Regions from separate parts of the Homo sapiens genome. Here region 2 is linked to region 1. A link is an interaction called in ENCODE POLR2A ChIA-PET data of the cell type or tissue named here. Cell type or tissue: MCF 10A. All regions are shown on one strand. Each heading gives the region's core, and the rest is flanking DNA. Links, peaks and the distances in the headings are about the cores only.

What was found. Peaks named below come from ENCODE experiments on the same cell type or tissue, not always from the same donor. Only the 100,000 strongest peaks of a DNase experiment are listed, where the experiment ranks them.
Region 2: POLR2A ChIA-PET joins it to region 1 with 7 read pairs; 6 of 35 experiments call an interaction of 5 or more read pairs at or near these places.

What each region holds. Positions count from the first base shown.
Region 1 is chr4:83,355,003-83,359,400 of GRCh38, reverse strand. No RefSeq gene overlaps it. Among named protein-coding and RNA genes, the nearest start is that of HPSE, 22 kb to the right of the region's middle. In MCF 10A, for the core only: no CTCF peak of the experiment used is centred there; DNase peaks (open chromatin) are centred at 790 and 1,950.
Region 2 is chr4:83,416,641-83,421,038 of GRCh38, reverse strand. It overlaps HELQ (helicase, POLQ like), which reads left to right. Exons shown (of 18, transcript NM_133636.5): 16 at 2,833-2,946; 17 at 4,174-4,308. Among named protein-coding and RNA genes, the nearest start is that of HELQ, 37 kb to the left of the region's middle. In MCF 10A, for the core only: no CTCF peak of the experiment used is centred there; no DNase peak of the experiment used is centred there.

The DNA of each region.
Region 1 (4,398 bases), core at 208-4,207:
TCAAGAAGTCACAGTTGTTTTTTTGTTTTCTGTTTTTAGATGGGGGTCTCACTCTGCTGCCCAGGCTGGAGTGCAGTGGCATGATCATAGATTACTGCAGTCTTGACTTCAGGGACCCAAGTGATTCTCCCACCTCAGCCTCCCAAGTAGCTGGGACCACAGGCGTGCACCACCACGCCCAACTAATTACTTATTTTTTTTCATTTTTTTTGTAAATATGGAGTTTTCCTATGTTGCCTAGGCTGGTCTTGGACCCCTGGGCTCAAGCAGTCCTCCCACCTTGGCTCCCAAAGTGCTAGGATTATAGGCATGAGCCACTGCATTCAGTCAGAAGTCACGGTTTTAAAAACATGTAATACTCCTTATAAATCTAGACAATTTCAACACTTACTTTAAAGAACAAAGGTTAATTTAATTGAGTAAATTTCCTTAAATATTTCCAACTATATTTATACATTTAACATATTTGATTTTCCTTTCAAGTACTGCTTAAACAAAACTTTCCCATTTTCTTAGGTAAGTTAATATCTAATAAATTAAACCAATAATATTTCAACTTAAAATCATGAGCTAAATCAATTGCTCAATTACACACTTAAGAATTACAAAGCTAAAGTATTACTCTAATCGGCCAAATTCTCTTAAATGTTTCCATATCAAACATGTACAGTTTCTTTAACCCCAAAATATTCAAGTATAGGTGAAATTTCTGGTAAACATTCCTATACTTAATCCTCTCTGAGGTTGAAAGATGCTTACTCACCAAGGAAAAGATTATGTCATTCCACATTCTTGCAGAACAACCAGAGGTTTTAGCTAGGACATTAGGCCTGGACTGCAGACCTCCAGGATGGCTTTCCTCACAAGCCTGACCTAGGTTGAAGTCCCTTTTGTAATTTCTATAGTTTTTCATGCCATACCTTAAAAGGGGCATGGTCACTTACAGGGCTGACTTACTCAGAATTAGGCAGAAGGGCATAGTGTCTAGAGCCTACAATACTTACAGATGCCCACAAATGTGTTCTAATTTTTATTTCTTTTTAAATCAGGACAAAAATTAATAAAATAATAATGCACATATAACATTGAATCCATTTGGATTATGTTTATCTGTATACCAATGCAGTGCTAAAATATAATTTCTAATTCATTTTCCCACAAAGGCAAAAGTGCCCAGAGCCCATGAGAGTCATAATGTGGCCCTGGTCACTTAGCCCACATCCCTGAGTGTGAATCCTATCATGACCTAATTATTATTATTTTTTTTTTTTTTTTTTTTTTGAGACAGAGTCTAGCTCTGTCACCCAGCCTGGAGTGTAGTGGTGCAATCTCGGCTCACTGCAAGCTCCACCTCCCAGGTTCACGCCATTCTTCTGCCTCAGCCTCCCAAGTAGCTGGGATTACAGGCACCCGCCACCATGCCCAGCTATTTTTTTGTATTTTTAGTAGAGATGGGGTTTCACCATGTTAGCTAGGATGGTCTCGACCTCCTGACCTCGCGATCCACCCGCCTCAGCCTCCCAAAGTGCTGGGATTTCGTAAAGCAACTTACAGAACTCTGACACCCCACTTAGACTGGCCCATTGTGCCAATGCACTTTGCATTTCTTTGGCTCTGTAGATATTTATGTATCTGAATTCACAGAATTCTGAATTCTTTTTAAATTTTTGCTATCTTGAAGGGTATACAACCCTTATATATGTTAAAATGTTATCCAATTAGCAAAAAATTCAACAGTCATTTCATAAAGGAACCTATTCAAATGGCAAATAAGCACATAAAGAACATTATTAGTCATCATAGAAATGAAAAAGAAAACCACGATGAGGTGGATTATACACCCACCAGAATGGCTAAAATTTTAAAAACTGGCAACATGAAGTGTTGGTCTAATGGAACCACGAGAGCTCTCATACATTGTTCATGGGAGTGTAAAATGATACAACCACTTTGGAAAAACTTTTGGCAGTTTCATACCAATCCTATGACTCAGAAGTTCCACTCCTAGTTATTTACCCTTGAGAAATGAAAACATAGCTCTACAAAAAGAGTGAGATAAGAATGTTCTTAGCAGCTTTATTCATAATACCAAAACTTGTCAACAACCTCACATGCCCATCAATAGGAAAATAGATAAACAAGCTATGATATATTCACGCAATGGAAACTACTTAGAAAAAAATGAATAAACTCAGATACATTCAATAGCCTGAACTAATTTCAAAAAACACTGTGCTGAGTAAAAAGAACTTAACACAAAGAGTGTGTAACCTGTAATTCTTCTTCCTCTTCAAGTTCTAGAGCAAGCTAAACTAATTTATGATGGACAAAGTCAGAACAGTGCTTGCCTCTGGGTATGGGGGCGGGGATTTACTGGGAAAGGGCTTAAAGGGACTTTCTGGAGTGATAGACATTTGGATTTATGAATTTGTCAAAACTCATCCAATGTTACACTCAAGATTTGTATATTTTATTGTAGGTAAATTTTACCTAAAAGCAAAAAGAACCATAAACAAATGTCGAACTCTAGTTCATAATACGAATGTTGAAGTCTTTATTTTTTTTCTTTGCTTAGAGATAGGGTCTCACTCTATCACCCAGGCTGGAGTGCAGTGGTGCAATCATAGCTCACTCTAACCTTGAACTCCTAGGCTCAAGCAATCCTCCCACCTCAACCTCCCAAAGCGCTGAGATTATGATTACGGTCAGATGGAGCAAGAACCCTCTCTTAGTAGCCTGTGAGCCTCCAAACATGGAAATAAAGGAAAATTCTGAGTTCCTTCAAATGAAATTCCAGGCACTTAGCTAGCCCTGAGAAGTAAATAAGCAACCTGACAAGCAGAAGGTAACAGTAGCCTAAAACAATAGACGAGGAAGTTAGAGTCAGATGCTTGGTTCCTCTAGAGAAACTAAAGATAACAACTTTCTTTTTTGTTTCTTCTTTTTTTTTTTTTTTTTTTTTTTTTTTTTTTGAGACAGGGTCTCACGCTGTTGCCCAGGCTGGAGTGCAGTGGCACGATCTCAGCTCACTGCAATCTCCGCTTCCCAGGTTCAAGCGATTCTCCTGCCTCAGCCTCCCAAGTAGCTGGGATTACACGTGTGCACCACCAGGCCTGACTAGTTTTTGCATTTTTAGTAGAGATGGGGTTTTGCCATGTTGCCCAGGCTGGTCTTGAACTCCTGAGCTCAGGCAATCCACCTGCCTCCGCCTCCCAAAGTGCTGGGCCTGGCCCTAAATATAACATCTTAATATATATCCCTGAGTTGTTTTTCAGAAACCTGGATCTCCACCAAATGGATCCACTGACACATCGACCTCAGATAAGCAGGAACTGAAGACTGAACTCTGAGCACCGTTCTTTGTTCTAAATTTCTTCCTGAGGGGTCTGGAGGGAGTTGCACCCATAAGCCAGAGCTAACATTCTTTTCTGCTGATCCCAAATTTTTAAATAAAGCTTCCCTTCTGGCCAGGCACGGTGGCTCACTCCTGTAATTCCAGCACTTTGGGAGGCCGAGGAGGGCGGATTGCCTGAGCTCAGGAGTTAGAGACCAGCCTGGTCAACATGGCAAAACCCCATCTCTACCAAAAAATACAAAAATTAGCCGGGTGTGGTGGCGCACACCTGTAATCTCAGCTACTCAGGAGGCTGAGGCAGGATAATTGCTTCAACCCAGGAGGTGGAGGCTGCAGTGAGCCCAGATCGTGCCACTGCACTCCAGCCTGGGCGATACAGTGAGACTCCGTCCACCACTCCCACCCCGCCCCCCGAAAAACTTCCCTTCCTTAACCAATTGCAAATCAGAAAATCTTTGAATCTACCTCTGACCTCTAAGCCCCATCCACCCTTCAAGATATCCCACCCTTTTAAGGCAAAACCAGTGTGTTACCTTCACGTATTGAGTTACAATTTTGCCTATAACTTCTGCTTTCCTGAAATTTACCCCTGCCTTGAAAAACCCTTACTTTCAAGCCATCCAGGAGGTCAGGATTTAAGCATTAGCTGCCTGATCCTCCCTGAAAATAAATGTCTTCCTTACTTTTTTAAAATTTATTTTTTTAATATAGAGATAGAGGTCTTGCTATGTTGTCCAGGGTGGTCTCAAATGCCTGGCCTCAAGCGATCCTCCCACCTCAGCCTCCCAAAGTGCTAGGATTACAGGCATGAGCTACCACACCTGGCCCACATCTTCCTTTCTACTGCTGTAAAACCTCAGTGTGGATATCTGGTTTCACTGCTCCAGGCAAGTGAACCCCACTTTGGTTCCTTTTTTTCACCCTTTTTTGAGATAGGGTCCCATTCTGTCACCCAATCTGGAGTGCAGTGGCTCACTGCAGCCTCAACCCCCTGGGCTCAAGTGATCCTCCCACCTCAGCCTCACAAGTAGCTGGGACTACAA
Region 2 (4,398 bases), core at 117-4,116, 62 kb before region 1:
AGGAGTTCGAGATCAGCTGCTTGAGCAATGTGGGAAAACTCCATCTCTACAAAAAATAAGAAAAATTAGCCAGGCGTGGTGGCACACGCCTGTGGTCCCAGCTACTTGGGTCTCACTCTGACGCCCAGGCTGGAGTGTAGTGGTGTAATCCAGGCTCACTGCAGCTTTGACCTCCAGAGCTCAGGCAGTCCTTCTGCCTCAGCCTCCTGAGTAGCTGGGATCACAGACATGTGCCACCACACCTGGCTAATTTTTTTTGTTTTTTTGAGATGGAGTCTCAGGCTGGAGTACAGTGGCGCAATCTTAGCTAACTGCAACCCCCGCCTCCCGAGTTCATGCAATTCTCCTGCCTCAACCTCTAGAGTAGCTGGGATTATAGTCACACAACACCACTCCCAGTTAACTTATGTATTTTTAGTAGAGATAGGGTTTCACCATATTGGCCAGGCTGATCTCGAACTCCGGACCTCAAGTGATCCACCTGCCTGGGCTTCGCAAAGTGTTGGGATTACAGGCATGAGCCACAGCGCCCAACCAATTTTTTAAATTTTTTTTGTGCAAAGGGTGGGCGGGGGTGGGGGGTCTCACTATGATGCCCAGCCTGGTCTTGAACTTCAGGCTGAAGCGATCCTCCAGGTTGCCCTTCCAAAGTGCTGGGATTACAGGCATGAGCCGCCACGCCTGGCCCATATTCTCTTGATTGCCACTGTAATTTAGTATATTTGCTTCCAGTGTCAGGCAGCTATTTAAAGCTTTTACATCAAATGTGTATTTTATAGAACAATTTAAGAAGGAAACCTTATACTGGTCATATGCATTTGTGATGGATTTAAGACTTTATTAAAATAAGCTTTCAGAATTCCTTTAAATAGCACAATAAAGCTTACCAGGCTTTTACATCCAGATACTTTTTTTATGTGTTTATAATATAAGCCATTTTTGCTGCATTTAGATTTCTTCTTATTGGGTGGCATAATAATCCTTTCCATATTTGTTTCCAAGTCAATTTTCTAAAACTTTTTTCCCATGAATTGTTTTCTAAATTTAAAATTTACTTCATTTTCCCTTTCTTAAACCTTCATATTCTGTATATGTATATGGCAATTAATTCTATCATATGTGCTAATGAAAGGAGTAAATAATTCAAAAATACTTGGCTTTCAATTGAATGATAATTATTTTAACAAATTTAGCTTTCTAAATATCTTTTACTTGTGCTGATTTTTAAATGTTGGTTTATACCCCCTGAGCACATGCTAGTTAAACAGAAGACAAAAATTATGGGTAATAAGAAGAAGCTAGCCTTTAAAATGTATTTTCTTAAGTCTTCTATATTTGTTGTTTTGTATATTTAAAGATGCTTTCCCTAATATTTTTTCCCTTTGTTTTCATTGCGACTATGAGGACTTGAGCCTTATAGAATTGTTTAAGTAAAAAACTCTATGAAGCATCAAGAAAAACAGCAATAATTTGATGACTAATCCTAAGAAAAATCTAGCTGACAATTTGTACTCTAATTAATTTACTTCATTTATATATATCATAATTATATAATTACATATAATATAAATATATAATTATATGATATATATTACATGTATATAATTTTTCAAATTATTATCAATAGAGGCAGGGATCTTGCTGTGTTGCCCAGGCTGGCCTCAAACTCCTGGACTCAAGCAGTCCTCCCACCTTGGCCTCCCAGAGTGCTGGGATTACAGGCATGAGCCACCACACCTGGTCTACTTTCAATATTTCAAGGCAGGGGTGTTCAATCTTTTGGCTTCCCTGGGCCACATTGGAAGAAGAATCGTCTTGAGCCACACATAAAATACACTAACAATAGCTTATGAGCTAGAAAAAAAAAAAAAAAAAAATCTCATGGTGTTGTAAGAAAGTTTACCAATTTGTTTTGGGTGACATTCAAAGCCATCCTGGGCCGCATGTGGCCTGTGGGCCACAGGTTGGACAAGCTTGTTTTAAGGTATTTTTTATTTTAAAAAGTTATAAATGGTATGAAATGGTACATTAATTGTGTTAGTTAAGATGCTTTTAACTACAAGTTACAGAAAAACCCATCAAGGTTTAAACAATAAGAAAAAATAATTATTTTATATAACAGGCATGCCAGAACTAAGGCAGCTTCAGGATTGATTGATTCAATAGTTCTGTTCAAGGTTTTCTTCTTTTTACTCTGCCATCTTCATTACGTTGATTTCTTTCTTAGTAGTCACAAGATGGCTAGCTAATGCTGTTCCATTCATCATGTACATTCACAGTGATATCCAAAGGCTAGAAAGGGAACTTTAAAATAAAATAAACTACTATAATAGAATATTGCAAATATCTATGACAAAATATTATATTGAATTCCCATTTACCCTTCTAGCTTTAACAGTTATTGACTCATGGCTTCCAGTATTTTTATTATTGTATTGTTGCATTGAACATCATGTTACATTTGAATATTTCCATATTTAATATTCATCTTCCAGATAAATTCCAGATGTAGGAATTGTTTTTAGTCACTTGGGAAAGAAAAACTATGCATTTTCTTCCAGGTATTTTGATTAAAATGACCAGAACTCTTTTTATTGACTTATTTTTCAATTTTCAATCTTTTCCTCATCCTAAAACCAGTTCCTCAAATTCCTCAGGGTCCTCCCCATGTTTCTTCACATCTGTTTTGCTTAGAATCATCTTTCATCTCTGGCTTAACTCAAGTTCCAGAACTTATGTAAGGAACATTCTCTCTGAGCCCCCTATCACACAAACCAAACTTTGAAATAACTTACAAAATTTAAATTTTATATATTTCTTTGTGTTCTACAGGAGCTTGAGGAGTTTTGGGTTTACAGAGCCCTTTTGGTAGAACTTACCAAGAAGCTGACTTACTGTGTAAAGGCAGAATTAATCCCTCTCATGGAAGTTACTGGAGTTTTAGAGGTCAGTAGCTTGTTGGTTTCCCAATTGAAATTATGTTGAATTAATACAGAAGCCAGGTTTTATTATTTTCTGAAGTCTTAATACAGAGGAAGTGATAGCAAGAGCCTTAATTGCTCATTTGTCATGGGAATCTTTTATTTAAAACAAATAGCTGTTATGGCCTTCCAGAAATCCGCTGTTACTAGATGGCATACCTGATGAAAAATCTCAGTTGTGAAAAAAAAAACATAACAGGAAGGGTGGGAGTGACTGTCTCCAAGTATGTTGTGCTACCGGTTGTCCTTAACACTTCTTCCTTCCTCCACTCCTTTGAAGAATTACCTTCTGTCAGTTTGGACTCAGTGCTTGTTTAAGATAATGGTGATTCAGTGGCAGAAAGGGTCATTTGTATTTTTTCTAAGAGAGTAAGAAGAAAGGGTTCGCAACTGGTTTTCCAGCTTTCTATTTTCAGCCAACCCTCAACTTCAGTTTATTCTCTGTTATTCAGTTCTTGAGTCAGAGGAGTTCTGCTTAGGACACACGCACACACACAGAGAGAGACACCAGTGGTCCCCTGAGTAGATGGTGAGAACACTGAAAGATATTGGACTTGGCCTGATGATGTGGCTCATGCTGCAATCACAGCACTTTGGGAGGCCAAGGTGGGTGGATCAATTGAGGTCAGGAGTTCAAAACCAACCTGGCCCACATGGTGAAACCCCATCTTTACTAAAAATACAAAAATTAGCCAAGTATGGTGTCGTGCGCCTGTAATCCCAGCTACTTGGGAGGCTGAGGCAAGAAAATTTTGTGAACGTGAGTGGTGCAGGTTGCCATAAGCCAAGATCGCACCATTGCACTCCAGCCTGGGCAACAGAGCAAGACTCTTTCTCAAAAAAAAAAAAAAGAAAAGAAAAGAAAAAGAAGAAAGAAAGAAAGATACTGGACTAGAACATTTTACTTGAGGATATGAGATGATGCCACCAACCTAAGTGGGTTTCTTTTCTTGATTGCAGCACACATCAGTTGACTCAAGCTGCATAGAACTATAGTTACCTTGTAGTCAGTTTGGAACCACCCAAATGCATTTTTAAAAATTCCTCAGTATTCTCATGTCTTGTCTCTTCATATTTACTTTATTTTATCCCAGTCTCTTACATGCAGTTTTTGTTCTTTTCAGTAAAGTGCTTAATTTTCTTTTTTCTAATCCCAAACTATTATCCTACTGATTTTTGTAACACTTTTCAGGGTCGAGCAAAACAGTTATACAGTGCAGGTTACAAAAGTCTAATGCACTTAGCTAATGCAAATCCTGAAGTGCTCGTAAGGACAATTGATCATTTATCAAGACGCCAAGCCAAGCAAATTGTTTCATCAGCAAAGGTAAGCAAACAAACCATTTTTTAACCTTAATAATCTTGCGTAGTGTTATTTCCTTGTATTATAGACATCAGAACAAAAACATTTCACATT